Regions from separate parts of the Mus musculus genome. Here region 1 is linked to region 2. A link is a loop called in an ENCODE intact Hi-C map of the cell type or tissue named here. Cell type or tissue: heart. All regions are shown on one strand. Links, peaks and the distances in the headings refer to the core of each region. The heading gives the core; the rest is flanking DNA. Region 1 holds the start of Rad9a (RAD9 checkpoint clamp component A). Region 2 holds the start of Grk2 (G protein-coupled receptor kinase 2).

What was found. Peaks named below come from ENCODE experiments on the same cell type or tissue, not always from the same donor. Only the 100,000 strongest peaks of a DNase experiment are listed, where the experiment ranks them.
Region 1: it touches region 2 in a loop (3-fold over the local background); 10 of 42 quality-filtered maps call a loop at or near these places.

What each region holds. Positions count from the first base shown.
Region 1 is chr19:4,200,200-4,208,522 of GRCm38, reverse strand. It overlaps Rad9a (RAD9 checkpoint clamp component A), which reads left to right and starts at 6,920. Exons shown (of 11, transcript NM_011237.2): 1 at 6,920-7,040; 2 at 7,124-7,194; 3 at 7,466-7,594; 4 at 7,944-8,058; 5 at 8,152-8,251. The coding sequence starts at 7,007. It overlaps Gm30082 (a long non-coding RNA gene), which reads right to left and starts at 6,815. Exons shown (of 4, transcript XR_388289.3): 1 at 6,725-6,815; 2 at 6,285-6,396; 3 at 6,085-6,139; 4 at 5,283-5,985. LOC102631992 (a long non-coding RNA gene) reads left to right here. Exons shown (of 4, transcript XR_003952884.1): 4 at 1-3,274. In heart, for the core only: CTCF peaks have their summits at 3,467 and 5,140 (motif pointing right); DNase peaks (open chromatin) are centred at 1,352, 4,292, 6,082, 6,812 and 3 weaker places; H3K4me3 peaks cover 2,046 bases; H3K27ac peaks cover 2,883 bases; H3K27me3 peaks cover 2,016 bases.
Region 2 is chr19:4,305,855-4,314,177 of GRCm38, reverse strand. Grk2 (G protein-coupled receptor kinase 2) reads left to right here and starts at 7,956. Exons shown (of 21, transcript NM_001290818.1): 1 at 7,956-8,276. The coding sequence starts at 8,164. In heart, for the core only: CTCF peaks have their summits at 4,098 (motif pointing right) and 7,748 (motif pointing right); DNase peaks (open chromatin) are centred at 4,177 and 7,827; H3K4me3 peaks cover 932 bases; H3K27ac peaks cover 647 bases.

The sequences.
Region 1 (8,323 bases), core at 11-8,010, 110 kb after region 2:
AATCGAGGGGTCTGCATAAATACAATAGGAACTGGAGCTGGGGGGAGCTCGGCGGCAGAGTGCTCCCCTGGTGGTTCCTAATCGAGGGGTCTGCATAAATACAATAGGAACTGGAGCTGGGGGGAGCTCGGCGGCAGAGTGCTCCCCTGGTCCATGAGGCCCTGAGTCTGGTCCCCAGCACTGCAGACAAACAAACAGAGTCAACAACATAACAACAGTGAGGAACACAGTTCATCCCGCACTGAGGAGGCAGAGGCACTGTGTGTGAGTCAGGGCTCTCAGAGCCTTCCTGTCCCAGAACAGAACAGTGATAGTGAAACAGGGGCTGAGGGCATGGCGAGGCTTGAGGGTCAAGGGCGACCCCCCTGACTGGTCAGAGAGAATTGCATGGCCAACAGAAGAGTATAGAGCTGGGAGGAACTGGTACCCATGTCTGTGCAGTCCTGTTACCTCCCAAAGGCTTCCCGAAACAGCTGCTGAGTCAAATGTAGACCTAGACACAGCCTGCCTTCCAGGGCCACATGGAAAGGTGACTTTAATACTGACTAGACATGTGGGCAGCTTGCTAGGATGCTTCAGCGCAGACCAGAGTGCCCGGAACCAGCCTTTCCTCAACCTCTGACCCAACAAGGACTCTGGACAGATCGATCCATCAGGGGGTTTGTTATCAGAAATTCCAGACTGGGATTTGCAGTGGCTGAGCATGCACAAGCAGGGTTCTGAGTTCTATCCTCTGCACTGGGTAGAGTGGAGGCCCAGATCCACCAGCTACAAGTGACCCTCTCCACCTCACAAAATCCTCAGAGTTGTGGTGAGGCTCACATGAAACAGTGAAGCAAAGGCTTTGCAAATTGCAGAGCTCCAAGGAGATTCAAGAATCCTCTAGTCTCCCACATGCCGCTGCTGCTTACTTACCTGCCTGGAAGTGCAAAAAAAAAAAAAAAAAAAAATTAATTAATTACACATTAAAAATTAAATCCTCCCCACGGACAGTCTCACACAGCCCACCTGAGGCGGGTGCTATTGCAGGTGCCACCTTATCACATGGGAATCCAAAGCACAAATTGTACAACTTGCTTAAGATCATAGAGGCAGGCAACTTAGCTCTAAAGCAACCCTGCTTTTAATCTGTGATCCTTCCCCATTCTGTCTCTATATCCTGAAAGCTCCTTCATGTCCACAAGAAAACCTTGGAATGACACCTTTTTTGCCTTGTTTCCTCTTATGGGACCTAAAATAAGACAGGAATCAAGACTGGTACCCACAGATGCATGCTTGACCCAGGGTCAGGCCAGCCACCCTGGATTTGCCCTGGGATCTGGGACTGGATGTGGTGTCTGTCTCCCTCTGCTGGTCCCATAGGGGGACAGCCTGGCCAACCTGCTTTCCCTAGAGCTGGTTGATGTCCATGTCTCCCCAGCGGTGGCTGGTTAAGTGTAGGGAACATTCAGGAGACAGGGGACTCGGGCCATATCCTGGTCCACAGAAACTCTGTCACCTTCTGGAATTCCTGTGGCAATGGTATTGTCTTTAACAGGACCCCCAAGGGGTGGTCTTTAGGGAGGTCAGGTTGCCTCCCTGATGCCTGCCCAGGGGGCCCCCAAACAGCCTCTTTTCCCTTCTAACTCATGAATGGAGCTGTCATCCGTGGATTTATCTAAACCTTTTGTGAAGCTATTTATATTTCCAACCGGGACCACATCTTGGGGTAATGAGTTCCATCGCTGTCCTCCCCTGCTGGGTGAAGCATGCTGCCTTTGATTTGTCCTAAACTTACCTCACTTGCACTCCAAGGGGGCCCTGTAACTCCAGCATGCCAGGTTTTGGTGAACAAGCTGAGCTTCCCCCTTTCCATCCCCCTGTGGGTTTGAAAAATTCCATTCCTTCTTCCCTCTACCTCCAGCCCTGCAGACTGAAAAGTCCTGGTCCCTCGTGTGTGCACTGTGTCTGTGTGTCTAGAGTGTGGCCATATCTTTATCCCATGGGAACCTCCAGAAGACCCTGAAAGACATAAGCACTACCATCCTGCCTGCTCTGGGGGCTCAGGACCAGCGAAAACCCAGAATGGAAGGACCACATAGTGGCTCAAAAGAGCAGCAGCCTGCTTTCTTAGCTGCTCTCAAGGGCTGCTTCTTCCTCCTGTCCCAGACACAGTCATAGAAGGTTCTCCAGCCTGTGGGCTCCATGCCTTTCTCTGTACCTTCTCCTGGGGAGACTTTCCTCCAGGATCCCTTCATCCTGGACTAATCTGATGGTCTGCTCTGTTGCCCTCTCTGATTCTTAGGCTACAGTAAGGATGGACTACACAGTTTGAGCAGATAGGATACCATCATTGCAATAGCAGATTGAAAGAGCTTTGTACACATGAACTAAATAAACTTTCACGGTAGCTCATCAAAGGAGTGACCCTGAGTACCTCCAGTCTATACATTAGAAAATTCAGACTTTAAGAGCACCAGCCTAGCTGGGCAGTGGTGGCGCACGCCTTTAATCCCAGCACTTGGGAGGTAGAGGCAGGCGGATTTCTGAGTTCGAGGCCAGCCTGGTCTACAGCGTGAGTTCCAGGACAGCCAGGGCTACACAGAGAAACCCCACCTCTAAGAAGAAGAAAAAACCCACCAGCCTAATGCCCATTTTCACACAACTTTGGATGGAGCCAGAATTCAAGTCTTGCAAAGGTTCTGAATCTTTGTTCTTCACTTATTCAGCATAGATTCATCAAACTAATGGTACGTGCCAAACATCGCTCTGATTGATGGGGCAGATGCCAGGTAACAAGAAACCCTGGGCAGGGCTTGGCAGCGGGGGCTGGCAGCACCTGGTGTGCTACACGTGCGTCACAGGCAGGCCAAATGGTGTTCTCCCTTCCTAGTGCCCCAACATCTCAGAGCTGCCATGTCTACTTGGTTACCCCAGAGTAAGCACACAAATGCCGTATCTACAGCCTATACCAAGACAAACCCAGGTGAACCCCAACTCTCCAAACTCTTCTGCACTTCTGCTATTTACGCCAGTTTGTCAAAACTCCCACGTGACAGCATATTCCCAGAGCCATAGATTCCTGCCTTTCCCCAAGGTGCAGCTTCACAATGACTTGTAGTGCCTTGTTCTTTGTCAGCTGCCCTGTGTGACCCTCCCAACCCAGCCCCAGAGCCGTGGCTCTCACTTTGTAGCTCCCTTCCTCAGGTCTTCAGGCAAATGCCCTACCTGGACATGCTGTTCTAGAGGAGGCTCTCTTCTCCCAGCATTCCCCTCCCCTCTCCTCTCCCAGTATCCTTTTGTCCTCCCTGTAGCACCTACACACCATACTCGGAGATCAGGGAGCTTTATCTTGTCTCTGTTCCAAACTTGGAAAATTGCACCCAATGTGTGCTGTATGTGTTGATGCAGTGGATGGCTGAGCACCAAGTCCCAGCTTTGGGCTCCCTGTGATGTGATTCAGCCCTAAACAGCTAGGGGGAAGTGGTTCTAGAAGGAATTGGGTCCCGGCAAGAGGATGCCTCTGAGGGTTTGCAGTGGCAGCCACCCTTCATCACCGTCCCAGATACACTTACATTTACACAAAGCAAATGAACCTTTGTAGGAAGCTGCCTCCAACATGGGGTGAGGTGAACACCGTAAGTTTGGGGGTTGAATCCTGAGGTCATCCCATCATCTCTTGCAACTGCATTTGAGGGAAAAATGGAGGTGCAGAGGGGCCTTGGCCTGCTCCAGGCCATCTGTGCACAGAGCTGGACTCACATTTTGCTCTACTTTCAGGATGGACCCAAGCCCTCTTTGGGTGATCCATCTCCCACTCAACATAATAACGTCTCCCGTGGGTCCCAGCTCCCTCCCCCTCTTACTGTGCTTGTGGGTAAACTTGCATGACTGGATGTGCTAACTGCAAGACAGAATGGTGGATTGGAAAGCTCCATACTAGACTCACAACCCAGGAATGGGGCAGGGAACAGACCCTAGAAGAGTTTGTCTGCAAGGATTACACCCCAGGGAAACCCTTCAGGATCTTAAGTGTCAGGTTGGAGGGAGTCTGGGCGAGCATCCTGTTCCTTACCTTCCGCAGTCCAGTGTACTACAGGTTTCTGGCATTGAGTGAGAAAACAGGAGGGTGATCACTCTAAAGTATCCTTTCTCCTTCTCCTAGTATATACGACCTCATATACACTAGAATAGCACCTTAACACCCAGTATGTCAGGGACAGAACAGGTCAATCAGCAGCCGTCTCCTTTGCTTCCAGGGAGCCTTCTGTCTTCCAGGGAGCCTCGCCTTCTGTCTCCTGTTGAGACAGCCTGGCTGCTCAGGCAGGGGACAGGGGAGGAAGTGGAGGATGTTTTAAGATCTCACCCAGTCCTGGGTAGGGTGGGAGGATATCTTAAGAAGAAGAAACAGGAAGCACTGGGGATTTGCTTGCTTGCTTGCTTGTTTTTGAGACAGGGTTTCTCTGTGTAGCTCTGGCTGCCCAGGAACTCCCTCACTCTGTAGACCCCTCTGCCTCTCCTGGGATTAAATTAGTGCCCCACCAGGCCTGGTTTAACCCAGGGCTTTTGAATGTTAGATATGTGTTCTACTCAGATTTACACTCCAGCCCTTTATTTTTTCTTACATCTATTATTAGTGTGTGTGAGATTGGCAGCCCTTCCGTGGAGTGCTTGTGGGCGTCAGCGGGCAGCTTTCGGGGTTCTTCCTGTTGGGCCCGCTGCTGGCTGCGGAGCTCCTGTCCTCAGGCCGCACAGAAGCAGCTTATGCCCCCCCCCCCACCCGCCTGGCTCGCCTTGAACGTTCTCTGTCATCTCAATAGGCCTTGAATTTTCAATCTTTCCACCCCAGCCCTCCAAGAACCTGAGATTACAAACCTGTGCGAACATGGGCTAAGCATGGGAGAGTAGAGTTATCAGGAGAGGGGGTGCTGTGGGCAGAGGTGGAGGGTGGAGCAGCCTGGTTAAACTGTGCCACATACTTAACTTTTTCCTTTCCTTCCTTCCTTCCTTTCTTTCTTTCTTTCTTTCTTTCTTTCTTTCTTTCTTTCTTTCTTTCTTTCTTTCTTTCTTTCTAAAAAGATGTATTTCTTTTATTTATATGGGTGCTCTATCTGTACTGCATGCCAGAAGAGGGCATCAGATCACCATGTGGTTGCTAAGAATTGAACTCAGGTCCTCCGGAAGAGCAGCCAGTGCTCTTAACCACTGAGCCATCTCTCTAGGCCCTCCTTTTTCTATTTTTTTGAGACAGGGTCTTGCTATATAGCCCAGGCTGGCCTCTCAAGTTCTCGAGTCGCTAGTGGTAGGATTATAGGCATGAGCCACCATACCTGGCTCAACACCTATTTATTGATCCTAGGCTGGGTGGGAAGTACACAGAGCAATAAACAAAACAGAAGCAGTTCCTGCCCACATGCAGCAGCCACAACAGCAGGAAGCACAAATATTAAACACAGAGGAAACTGGGACACACCATGGCTCAAAGCCTAGGGTTTTCTCTGCTGAGGGAACCTTTGCTGTTGAGCCCAGGAAGAGAAGTCAGCATGGGAGAAGCAGGCTACAGCCTTGGAAGCAGCCAGAGTGGCCGCTAAGAGCCTGGCAGGGCTATGGAGATAGGTGATCATGTGGGGTAGGAGACAGTGAAGACCTCTGTGGGACCTGGATCCTCAAAGTTCCTGATCAAGAGACTGGACTTTGCCAGGAGAGTTAAGCCCACCGGGGGGGGGGGGGGGGGCGGGTCACTGAGGACTGTGTCTGGACAGTGAAAGGAGGACAGTGGAGACAGAAGGAGGGCCACTTTGCCATCTGTTTGGGAAATGAAGCAGCCAGAATCCACCGAAGACGTGAGCAAGTGAGGAGGAGAGGATGCTGGTAATCCCCTAACTCCCAGTCTAACAGAGAACTGGACACCTCTGCGTTGTATGCAGCTTGCCTTGGATGTGGAAAGGGAAAGCCGCCTCCTCCCCGGAGGCTCTAGGAAAGAAGCACTTGGAGAGGGAGAGGAGCCTAGAAAAACAAAGAGGGGCTAGGTAACAAACACACCCTCCCCACTACCCACAGGCCCGCAGGGGGATGGGCAAGGGTTGCTCTAGGCATTTGAACTACCTCCCAGAGCAAGGTGAATGCGTCCCAGCTGAAAATCTTCATCCTTCCACACTGTCTGGGTAATTGGTAAAATGTACATAAACCAAACCCCGCGTAGTACTTAAGCCTTCCCAGGGCTTCCCAGTTCATCCCTTCAGCTCTGCCTCCCCACCCCTTACCGCACAAGGCTCGGGACACCCCATTCACCCATATTCGCCTACCCCCATTGTGCTTCTGCTTCTGCCCCTCCTTCTGACAAGTCCATCCTTCCACCCTTTTCTGTCCCAGAACCTTCTCATCTTTCCATGTATTTACGAAGGTCAGTGAAGGATCCTGAAAGCAAAATGAACAGCCCCTTCTCATCGCTCTTGAAGCGAGTTACGTTTTTTGAGGGGAGCTGGTGGTTGCTGCCACAACAGAATCCCCAGCCCAGATTGAGCGCGGACTATCTTGATTTGACCCTGTAACCCCACACACTAAAGTTAGCGACCCGGGAGGGTCTACACTTCCCACGTTAGGGCTCTGGTCCAGAGCTCGATCCTTGGTGCAGACACCTTGCTCCTCCATCTAGTATGCCCTTCACCTATGCCCAGTGCAGCCCAGTGGAGCTGCAGAGCTCTGCAGGGTGTGCAGGGCTCGGGTTCGGGTGGGAGAATCAGACCTGAGGAAGGACACAGGAGCAAGCCCTCCGCAGTCACGTGACCCGGGCCACACCCAATGAACCGACTAGATCACGTGACACCGAGCTTAGGAACGTTTTTCTCACGTGACGGAGAAACCCCGGGTGAACCAATAAGGAAGCGGAGGCCAGGCCGGCAGCGGGGAGGGGACGGTGCGCGGGAAGGGAACTTTAGGCAGTCGTAGTAGCTGCTGGGACTCATTATATGTCCTATCCCGTCCCGGTTCGTGTGCAAAACAAGCTCGATTTTTGTGCTTATGTACTATGAAGTGCCTGATCACCGGGGGCAACGTGAAGGGTAAGTTTGGACCTACCTTGCAGCAGACCACGTGAGCAAGCCCCAGGAGTCCCCCTAACCACTTTCTGTTCTCCTCCCCGCAGTGCTGGGCAAGGCTGTCCATTCGCTATCCCGAATCGGGGACGAGCTCTATCTGGAACCCTTGAAGGACGGGGTAAGGGACTGGGACGCAGGGATGGGGGCGGATTCAATGGTGAATGGGGAGCCTAGGCTTGGTGTTCATTCGGCCTTACAGGGATGGTGGACAGATATTCCGGCGCAGTTTATTATCTCTTGGGTTGTTCGGACATCGGCTTGGGCCCAGTCTTCTGAGGCTGCATGTCTATACAGAGGGTACTTGCTCTTCCTAGAACGCCTAGTGGCAGGCAAGGTGGGGCTAAAGTAACTTAAGGGAAAAGCAATTTTGCCTGCTTTTTGTGTCTCAGCTCTCCCTACGGACTGTGAACTCGTCCCGTTCTGCCTATGCCTGCTTCCTTTTTGCCCCACTCTTCTTCCAGCAGTACCAGGCGGCTTCCCCTGGTCAGGACCTGCTGCGCTGTAAGATCCTGATGAAGGTAAGGGCCACCTGAAGCAGCTCCACAGCTGTGCCTCTGTGCCAGGTACTCAGTAAATGATGAGTTTGACTAGGGAGTTAGTCTCATATGGGAGCTATTCCATGCAACATGCAGTGAGGTAAAGATGTTTAGACCGTAGAGGGCTATCTAAGATCTGTGGAGAGGGTGGTGACATTGGTCAAGAAAAGGTTAGTGGCCCTTCCCAGCAAAGAGACCAGCATGGGCAAGGCAGCATGGGAGTGTGCAGACACCACAGCTTTGTGGGGCCAGTGATGGGGCCAGGGCCTACATGGGATGTAGAGCTGGGCCGTGGAAGCAGTGTGCCAGACTGATGTCCTACCCTGCCCAGGCCTTCCTGTCCGTCTTCCGCTCTCTGGCAATTGTGGAGAAGTCTGTGGAGAAGTGCTGTATCTCCCTCAGTGGCAGCCACAGCCACCTGGTGGTCCAGCTCCACTGCAAGTATGGTGAGCAAGCGGCCTGCCCAAAGAGTTCCTCTGTGGGTGTGGAGGCAGTGGCAGTGGAGGTTGCCAAGCCCTGAGACCATTTCCCTTATCCAGGGGTCAAGAAGACACACAACCTCTCCTTCCAGGACTGTGAGTCCCTGCAGGCTGTCTTCGACCCAGCCTCATGCCCTCACTTATTGCGCACCCCAGCACGGTAAGCACCCCTGCTTCAAACTTCGCCTGAGTCTCTCCTACCTTTAGGGCTTTAATGTCATTCTAGGAATGC
Region 2 (8,323 bases), core at 237-8,236:
GTGTGTGTGTGTGTGTGTGTGTAGCTGGAAGGAGGTGTATGTGCCTGTGTGGTTTGGATCCAGAGAAGACATCAAATTCCTTGGAGCTGGAGTTATAGGTATTTAGAAAGTCTCTTTACAAGACTCTGGCTTACTAGGTACAGGAATCTGAACTAGGACCCCATGATTATATAGCAAGTTAACCAATGAAACCATCTTTCTATTTTATTTGCATAGGGCCCTTCAAAAGAAGTATTTTGGGGAGGGGGTGCCTATTCCCCCAGGCCGACTTTGCTAAATGTGCTTGAACATTGGCTGCTTCACACTCTGGATGCACAGTTCTTCCTTTTCCCTATGTATTTCCACAGGTCCGGTCCAAGCTTAGGACGGAAGCTGAAAGCCAGAGAGCACTAAGCCTGATCCAGTCCCCTAACTTTCCCTGTCCTGTCCATCCCTCTCTAGAGGCTGAGCGCAGCTGCTATAAGCCAGGAGGTGCTGGAAGACAGTAGTGCACCTGAGAAACCAGAAAAGGAAAGGTAACAGGTAGAGGGCAGAAGAGAAATGAGACAAAGGGCTTGAGAGGATGCCTGGAGAGCAAATGAGACAGAAGACTCCAGCGAATGGTAGAGTCAGCAGACTAAGATTCTACCCTACTCCAGAGCTTTGCACATCATCTTTGTTCGCCAATGCTGGCCCAGAGAGGATAAGAAACCTGCCCAAGGCACTGGACGGGATTAATAGAAGTAGCTCTCAGATTCAGTCATACAACACTTCAGTACCAACGTGAGGACTACCAGACATCACAAGCTGTAATTCACAAGCGGTTGACTTAGGGTACAGGAACACATGCGCGTTGCATCTGGGAGGGTGGGTGTAGCTGAGGTCCAGAAGACTGAAGCTGGAATCTTAACCTCTGCAAAAACTCTGAAAAGCAGGTTGCGGCTGGGGCTGGGACAGGGCTGGACTACACGACCTTAAAGGTCCCTGGAAAAGTGCTGCTCCTCAGAACAGGGTCATGAGAATCTGGAAAGGAAGTAAGAACCTGCAACCTTCATTCTGGTGCCAGAAACTTGTAATCCCAGTGCTTGAGTAGCTGAAACAAGAAGATGGTGAGTTTGAGACCAGCCTGAATATATATTGACTTTGTCCCTAATAAATAGGACCCTCCAGACTGGAGAGCTAAGTTAGGTCCTGGAACCAGTGTAAATGTAGAATGAGAGAACAAACCTCAAAGTTGTCTGCTCACCTTCACACATGTGTTATGGCACACGTAGCCACACACATGCACAACATGCACACACACAGTAGCAATAACAACAAAACAGAGTATGATGACTTGTGTCTGGAACTCAGACTTGAGAGGCTAAGGAAGGAGGATCAATGGAAGTTCAAAACCACTTTGATCTCTATAGCAAGTTCCAGACCAGCCAAGGGTATATGGTAAAACTCTATCTCAAAAACAAGGTTGGTTGTTTGTTTGTTTGTTTGGCAAGGTTTCCTAGTTATGGTTTCTGTTGCTGTGAAGAAAACACCATGACCAAAAGCAAGTTGGGGAGGAAGGGTTTATTGAGCTTACACTTTGACAGCACTGTTCATCATTGAAGGAAGTCAGAACAGGGACTCAAACAGGGTAGGAGCCTAGAGGCAGGAACTGATGCAGAGGCCATAAAAGAGGGCTGCTGACTGGCTTGCTCAGCTTGCTCAGCCTGCTTTCTTATAGAGCTCAGGACCACAAAGCTGGGCCCTCCTCTGTAAAAAGCAAACTAAGAAAATGCCTTAGAGCTGGATCTTACAGTAAGATTCCCTCCTTTCAGATGACTCTGCTTTGTGTCAAGTTGACACAAGAGCAGTTAGCAAACCACCAGTGGTAGCACGCCTTTTTCTCCAAGCACTACTGGGGAGGTAGAAGAAAGATGCTCTCTGTGAGTTCAAGGATAGCCTGCTACATAGTGAATTCCAGGCCAAACAACGAAGCAATATAGTGAGACCCTTTAAAATACACACACACACCGGGCATGGTAGCGCATGCCTTTAATCCCAGCACTCAGGAGGCAGAGGCAGGCGGATTTCTGAGTTCGAGGCCAGCCTGGTCTACAAAATGAGCTCCAGGACAGCCAGGGCTATACAGAGAAACCCTGTCTCGAAAAACCAAAAAAAAAAAAAAAAAAAAAAAATACACACACACACACATGAAATAATTCTCAGTGCTAGATCACTTGCCTAGCATGTGAAAGGTCCTAAATTTATTTTCTTTCATGTGTATATATGTTTTGCCTACATTATGTATGTGTACCATGAGTGGTTGGTGCTTGTGGAAGTCAGAAAATGGTATTAACTTCCTGCAGTTACAAAAAGTTGTAAACTGCAATGTGGGTGCCAGCAATCAAACCCAGGTTCTCTAAAAGACTGCAGTGAGTGCTTTTAACTGCTGAACCATCTCTCCATCACTGAAATGTCCTGAATTCTATCCCCTGAACTGGAAGAGAAGGAAGGTAGTAGCTAGTTTCTATCTCTGGGGAAACAGAACCAGGAAAGTTGTCACACAAGTTCAGGGCCAACCCAAGTTGCATGCTGGCCACGAGGGACGTACTACTGATCAGCACACACGGGAACAGTTGCCCTCTGAACATAAAGGTTCAGAAAAGAACAGGCTGAGCAAGAGCCTGCCATATGGAGGAAAGGTGCACAGCCCAGCTTAGGCTGGAGAGATAGATAATATAACACATTTGTGGGCTGGAGAGATGGCTCAGTGGTTAAGAGCACCACATGGCGGCTCACAACCATCCTTAACGAGATCTGATGCCCTCTTCTGGGGTGTCTGAAGACAGCTACAGTGTACTTGCATATAATAAATAAATCTTAAAAAAATTTTTTTGTTCAAGATACAGAGAGGCTGAAGAGCAGAGATGTGGAGGGAGGGTACCTAACTGAGAGATGCAGAGGCCAGGCAGGGCTCTTAAGTCTCACAGGCCACTGGAAGCAAATGAGTGTCATCCTAGGCCCTAGACCAGTCGAGGTAGAGTTTAAGCAGTGAAAGCCACAATAGAAAGACAGGGAGCCTGAGAAGAGGCTACTGTGCTTCACACAGATGGTGCTGGTGCATCTAAGGGAATCAGACAGGTAAGGAGTTGAAGAAGACTCATCATGTTTTAGAAGATGGAGACTTCAAGGGGAGGAGGGAGCAGGTTACAGTGGTGGGATCAGGAGCTCAGTGTGGACTAAGTTTTCAGCACTTACCATCACCGTGAGCAGAAATGGTGGTCCTCTCCTCTTTGCACTGCCAGCATCCTGGCCCAGTCCAGCACAATCTGGATATGGGACTTGGTTTGTAGAAAGAAGGAAATGCACTCGGGAGGCAGAGGCAGGCGGATTTCTGAGTTCGAGGCTAGCCTGGTCTACAGAGTGAGTTCCAGGACAGGCAGGGCTATGAAACCCTGTCTCGAAAAACCAAAAATTAAGAGAAGAGAAGAGAAGAAAAGAAAAGAAAAGAAAAGAAAAGAAAAGAAAAGAAAAGGGGCTGGTGAGATGGCTCAGGGGGTAAGAACACTGACTGCTCTTCCGAAGGTTCTGAGTTCAAATCCCAGCAACATGGTGGCTCATAACCACCCATAATCTGACACCCTCTTCTGGTGTGTCTGAAGACAGCTACAGTGTACTTACTCATAATAATGAATAAATAAAAATCTAAAAAAAAAGAGAAAGAAAAAGAAAAGAAAAGAAGAGAAAAGAAAAGAAAGAAGAGAAGAGAAGAGAAGAGAAGAGAAGAGAAGAGAAGAGAAGAGAAGAGAAGAGAAGAGAAGAGAAGAGAAGAGAAGAGAAAAGAAAAGAAGGGCTGGTGAGATGGCTCAGTGGGAAAGAGCACCCGACTGCTCTTCCGAAGGTCCGGAGTTCAAATCCCAGCAACCACATGGTGGCTCACAACCATCTGTAACAAGATCAAGATCTGATGCCCTCTTCTGGAGTGTCTGAAGACAGCTACAGTGTACTTACATATAATAAATAAAAAAATCTTTAAAAAAAAAAAAAAAAAAAGAAAAAAGAAAAGAAAAGGAAGAAGGAAATGATTGAAGCTGGCCTGAAAGGTCAAGTTTACAAGTTTACCTTCCTCCTATACACCACTAGGTGGCAGCACCACCTCAAAGACCAGCCTTAGCAGCCCAGAGGCCTCTTCACACTATCTGGTCCCCTGGCAGACTGAAACTGCTTTCTCAGGTCTCAAGAATCCATGAAGGATGCCCAGGAGACCTGCCCCTGGGAACAAGGTCTGGCTGGGACAGTGGGTGGGGCTGTGGGTGGGATGGTCCATCTGGGTTTCCAGGTACTGAAAGGATGGCTGGCATCTCCAAACCCACACTCAGACTCTGCTCTGACAAGTTCTTCAGGCAGATTTTTTTTTTTTTTTTTTTTTAAATAGGAACTGTTCCAGAAAACCCAGGCCAGGGTGGGGCTGTGCTCTTAGGCCCAGTCTCAGAGAGTCAGGGCAGTGCTTGTGTGAAGGTCAGGGGCACTGCTTCTGCTGTAGCTGCTAGCCCTCTTCTGCTTCACATTTCATGTGTTCAGGAGTGTGGTCACTCATTCATTCATTCATCAAACATCAATGCTTGTCTGAGTCTAGGCCTGAAATGAGCCAGGAACAATGGAGAGATGATTCAGTTGGCTAAGTGCTTCCTTCAATCTTACTTCAGTCCCTCATACCCACATAAAAAGCCGGTCTGTGACACACAGTTACGGTCCCAGCACTGGGGTGGTGGAGATAGGTGGATTTATGAGGCTTCATGTCCCACTTGAGAGACTCTGTCTCAAAATAAATGAACTGGGTGGTTGGAGAGATGGCTCGGTGGTTAAGTGTTCAGAACATGTACGTGAAGGCAGGCATGGTGGCACATGCCTTTAATCCCAGCACTCGGGAGGCAGAGGCAGCCGGATTTCTGAGTTCGAGGCCAGCCTGGTCTACAAAGTGAGTTCCTGGACAGCCAGGGCTATACAGAGAAACCCTGTCTCGAAAAAAAAAACCTAACTAACTAACTAACTAATTAACTAATAATAATAATAATCTTAAAATTAATTAAAATGAGTATATAGATGGATCCTGAAAAATTATATATAAGATTGACCAGACACATACCTGCACATAGCATGCATGCACTCATACTCACAGAATATGCACACATACTTGTAACACATATGTTCATATGCACACAAGAGAGAGATGACCGCCGGGCGTGGTGACGCATGCCTTTAATCCCAGCACTCGGGAGGCAGAGGCAGGCAGATTTCTGAGTTCAAGGCCAGCCTGGTCTACAAAGTGAGTGCCAGGACAGCCAGGGCTACACAGAGAAACCATGTCTCGAAAAACCAAAAACCAAAAACAAAACAAAAAAAAGAGAGAGATGACCATGGAGCATCAATTACAGTGGAAGTCAGTGGGTATCTCTCCTCATATATCAACATGCCTGACATTCAGGTGTAGAGATGTTATGATGTAATGGCTGCCTTCCCCCAATTTATATGTACAACAATGAATGTTTTGATTGACGATGGTTTTAAATGAAAGCAATATGGCCTGGTAGTGTTAAATGTAGAATGGAACATGCATACAGTTGGGGTCAGGGCATCAGGGCGTGGGTCTGAAAGGAACAGCAGGATTGGTTATGGAAGAAGGCACATAAAGGGGCTTCCAGGTCCATGGAAAAGCAGAAGCCCAAAGTGAAGAACTAACAGAGAGAGGAGATTCTTAGGGGATGGCAGGAACCAAGCTAAAGAGGGCAACAGGACTCTACCATTCATGCTTCAGTTTAAGAGACTCGCCAGCCTGGCGCTGGTAGTGCACGCCTTTAATCCCAGCACTCAGGAGGCAGAGGCAGGCAAACTCTGTGAGTTTGAGGCCAGCCTGGTCTACATAGTGAATTCTTGCACAGCCACAGCTCCATAGCCCTGTCTCAAAAACGAGAGAGAGAGAGAGAGAGAGAGAGAGAGAGAGAGAGAGAGAGAGAGAGAGAGAGAGACTGTTCACCTAGGCCACTAGGGTGGTATAAATCTCTATAAGTTCAAGGCTAGCCTGGTTTACATAGTTAAGTTTCAAACTAACCAAAGGCTACATGGTGAGACTCTGTTTCAAAAAAGCTAAGCACAGGTTACTGTTCAACCGAACCTGGCTTGGGCAGCAGAAAATTGGGGTCCAAAATGTCCCCTTAAGATTTTACACTTTTGACAGGTGGTGGTGGCTCATGCCTTTAATCTCAGTACTTGGGAGGCAGAAGCAAGTTAATCTCTGAGTTCAAGTTCAAGGCCAGCCTGGTCTACACCCTGTTCCAAGACAGGGATACACAAGGAAACCCTGTCTCAAAAAAAACAAACAAACAAACAAACAAAACCAAAGGAGACTTGGCAGTCTCAGGTGGGTATAGTGGCACACACCTTTGACCCCAGCGCTTGGAAGACAAAGGCAAGCAGATTTCTGAGTTCAAAGTCATCCTGGTCTACAGAGTGAGTTCCAGGGCAGCAAGGGTTACACAGAGAAACCTTGTCTGGAAAAACCAAAACCAGAAACAAAAACAGGACTTTTCACTCTTGGTAGCTCTGGGGCACTAGACAGCTGTTGTTTGGCCTTGAATGTACAGTAATCCCATCAGATCTAGATTTGGGGACAGCCATTCTGGTCAGAGCCTGTATCAGAGGGCAGTTTTAGGAACCCTGAGAAATGGACAGGTCAGAGGACTCTCAGGAGGCTGTAGTGGTGACCTAGGAAAGGAGAAGTAGAGGCAGGATCTGTCTAGAGATGTCGTCCGCTGACAACCTTTCTCCCCTAATAGGATTTGTTTTCTTCTGAAGGAGTCAAGAAGTCAGGGGAGTCGGGATACTTGCTTTGCTGGACACGAACTGGCAGGAGAATCAGGTTCTAAGTGTCCATGCCTGGGGTGGGAGTGTCCTGGCAGCCTGGAAAGCAAAGAGGTGCTCTAGAGAGGTGTGCAGTTTAAATTGCTTTCACTCATTTGCTTAAGACGGGGTCTCACTCTATAGCCCTGGTTGGCTTTGACTTTACAGAAAGACACCTGCTTTTGCCTCTCGTGTGCTAGCCAGGTAAAGTAGACAGGAGTTGGCCAAGGAAGAAGGCACAGAAGGGCTCAGTGGGTAAAATGTTTGCCACCAAGCCTGAGGACCTTGAGTTCCATCCCTAGAGACCCATGTGGTAAAAAGAGAGAACTGATGGTCAAATTGTCTGTCCTCTAACCTCCACATGTGCATACACAATCAATCAACTGATCAGTCAATCGATCGATCAATTAATGAGTTCGGCGTTCATCAGAGTGTGGTTTAATGGACTATGCCTTTAATCCATTTCAGCACTTGGGAGGCAGAGGAAAGCAGATCGCTGTGAATTAGTGGTCTGCCTGGTCTACATAGTGAGTTACAGACTAGCCAAGGCTACACGGGGATACCCTCTCTAAAACAAGAACAACAACAAACGTTCATGTCAGGAGTGCGGCCCAAGCTCTGAGTCTGGGGTCCTGTTGGGAGTTTGAAGTCAGGATTGTCATCTGGTCAGGTCAGGAGTCAGGGGTGGTAATGATGGTGTGACTCTGAGAGAATGTTCAGAAATTTGAGTATAGGAGTCTTGGTCGGTGTCAGGATTCTTGTTAGGACCCACGGTCTTGGCCCTAGTGGAGCGTGCAGTCTAGCATGCTGAGATGGGATCCGCGTTTGTGGTCATGGCTTGGGGTCTGAGGTCATCCTAGAGTCCTTGGTGGAAGACTCAGGTAACAAACCAGGACTGAGACCCGTGTCTCGGACCCGAGCGGTGCAGCCTCTAGGGGGCGCTGTCGCCTGCCCGCCCGCCCGCCGCCCGCCCGGCTCGGCCCCTCGGCGGCTCGCTGGCGCTGTGCGCGGCAGGCGGGGCCGGAGGCGGCGGCGGCAGCTCCGGGGCGCGGGCGAGCGGGTGGTGGTGGTGGTGGCGGCGGCGGCGGCGCCCCGACTGCAGTCCCGGCGGGAGCGGAGCGCGAGCCGGGCCGGGCCCGAGCCGGCGCCATGGGGCGGCGCCGCCTGTGAGCCGGCGACGAGCGAGGACCGGGCGGGGCGGCGGCGGCGCCGAGGCCCACAAGCCGCGCGGGCCGGGCCGGGCCGAGCGAGCGGGAGCGGAGCGGAGCCTCGGGCGGCGGGAGGAACAGCGCCGCCGCCGCCGCCAAGATGGCCGACCTGGAGGCGGTGCTGGCCGATGTGAGCTACCTGATGGCCATGGAGAAGAGCAAGGCCACGCCGGCCGCGCGCGCCAGCAAGAAGATCCTGCTGCCAGAGCCCAGGTGAGCCCGCCTGTGCCGGGCCCCACGCGCCGCCCCGGGATCCCGTG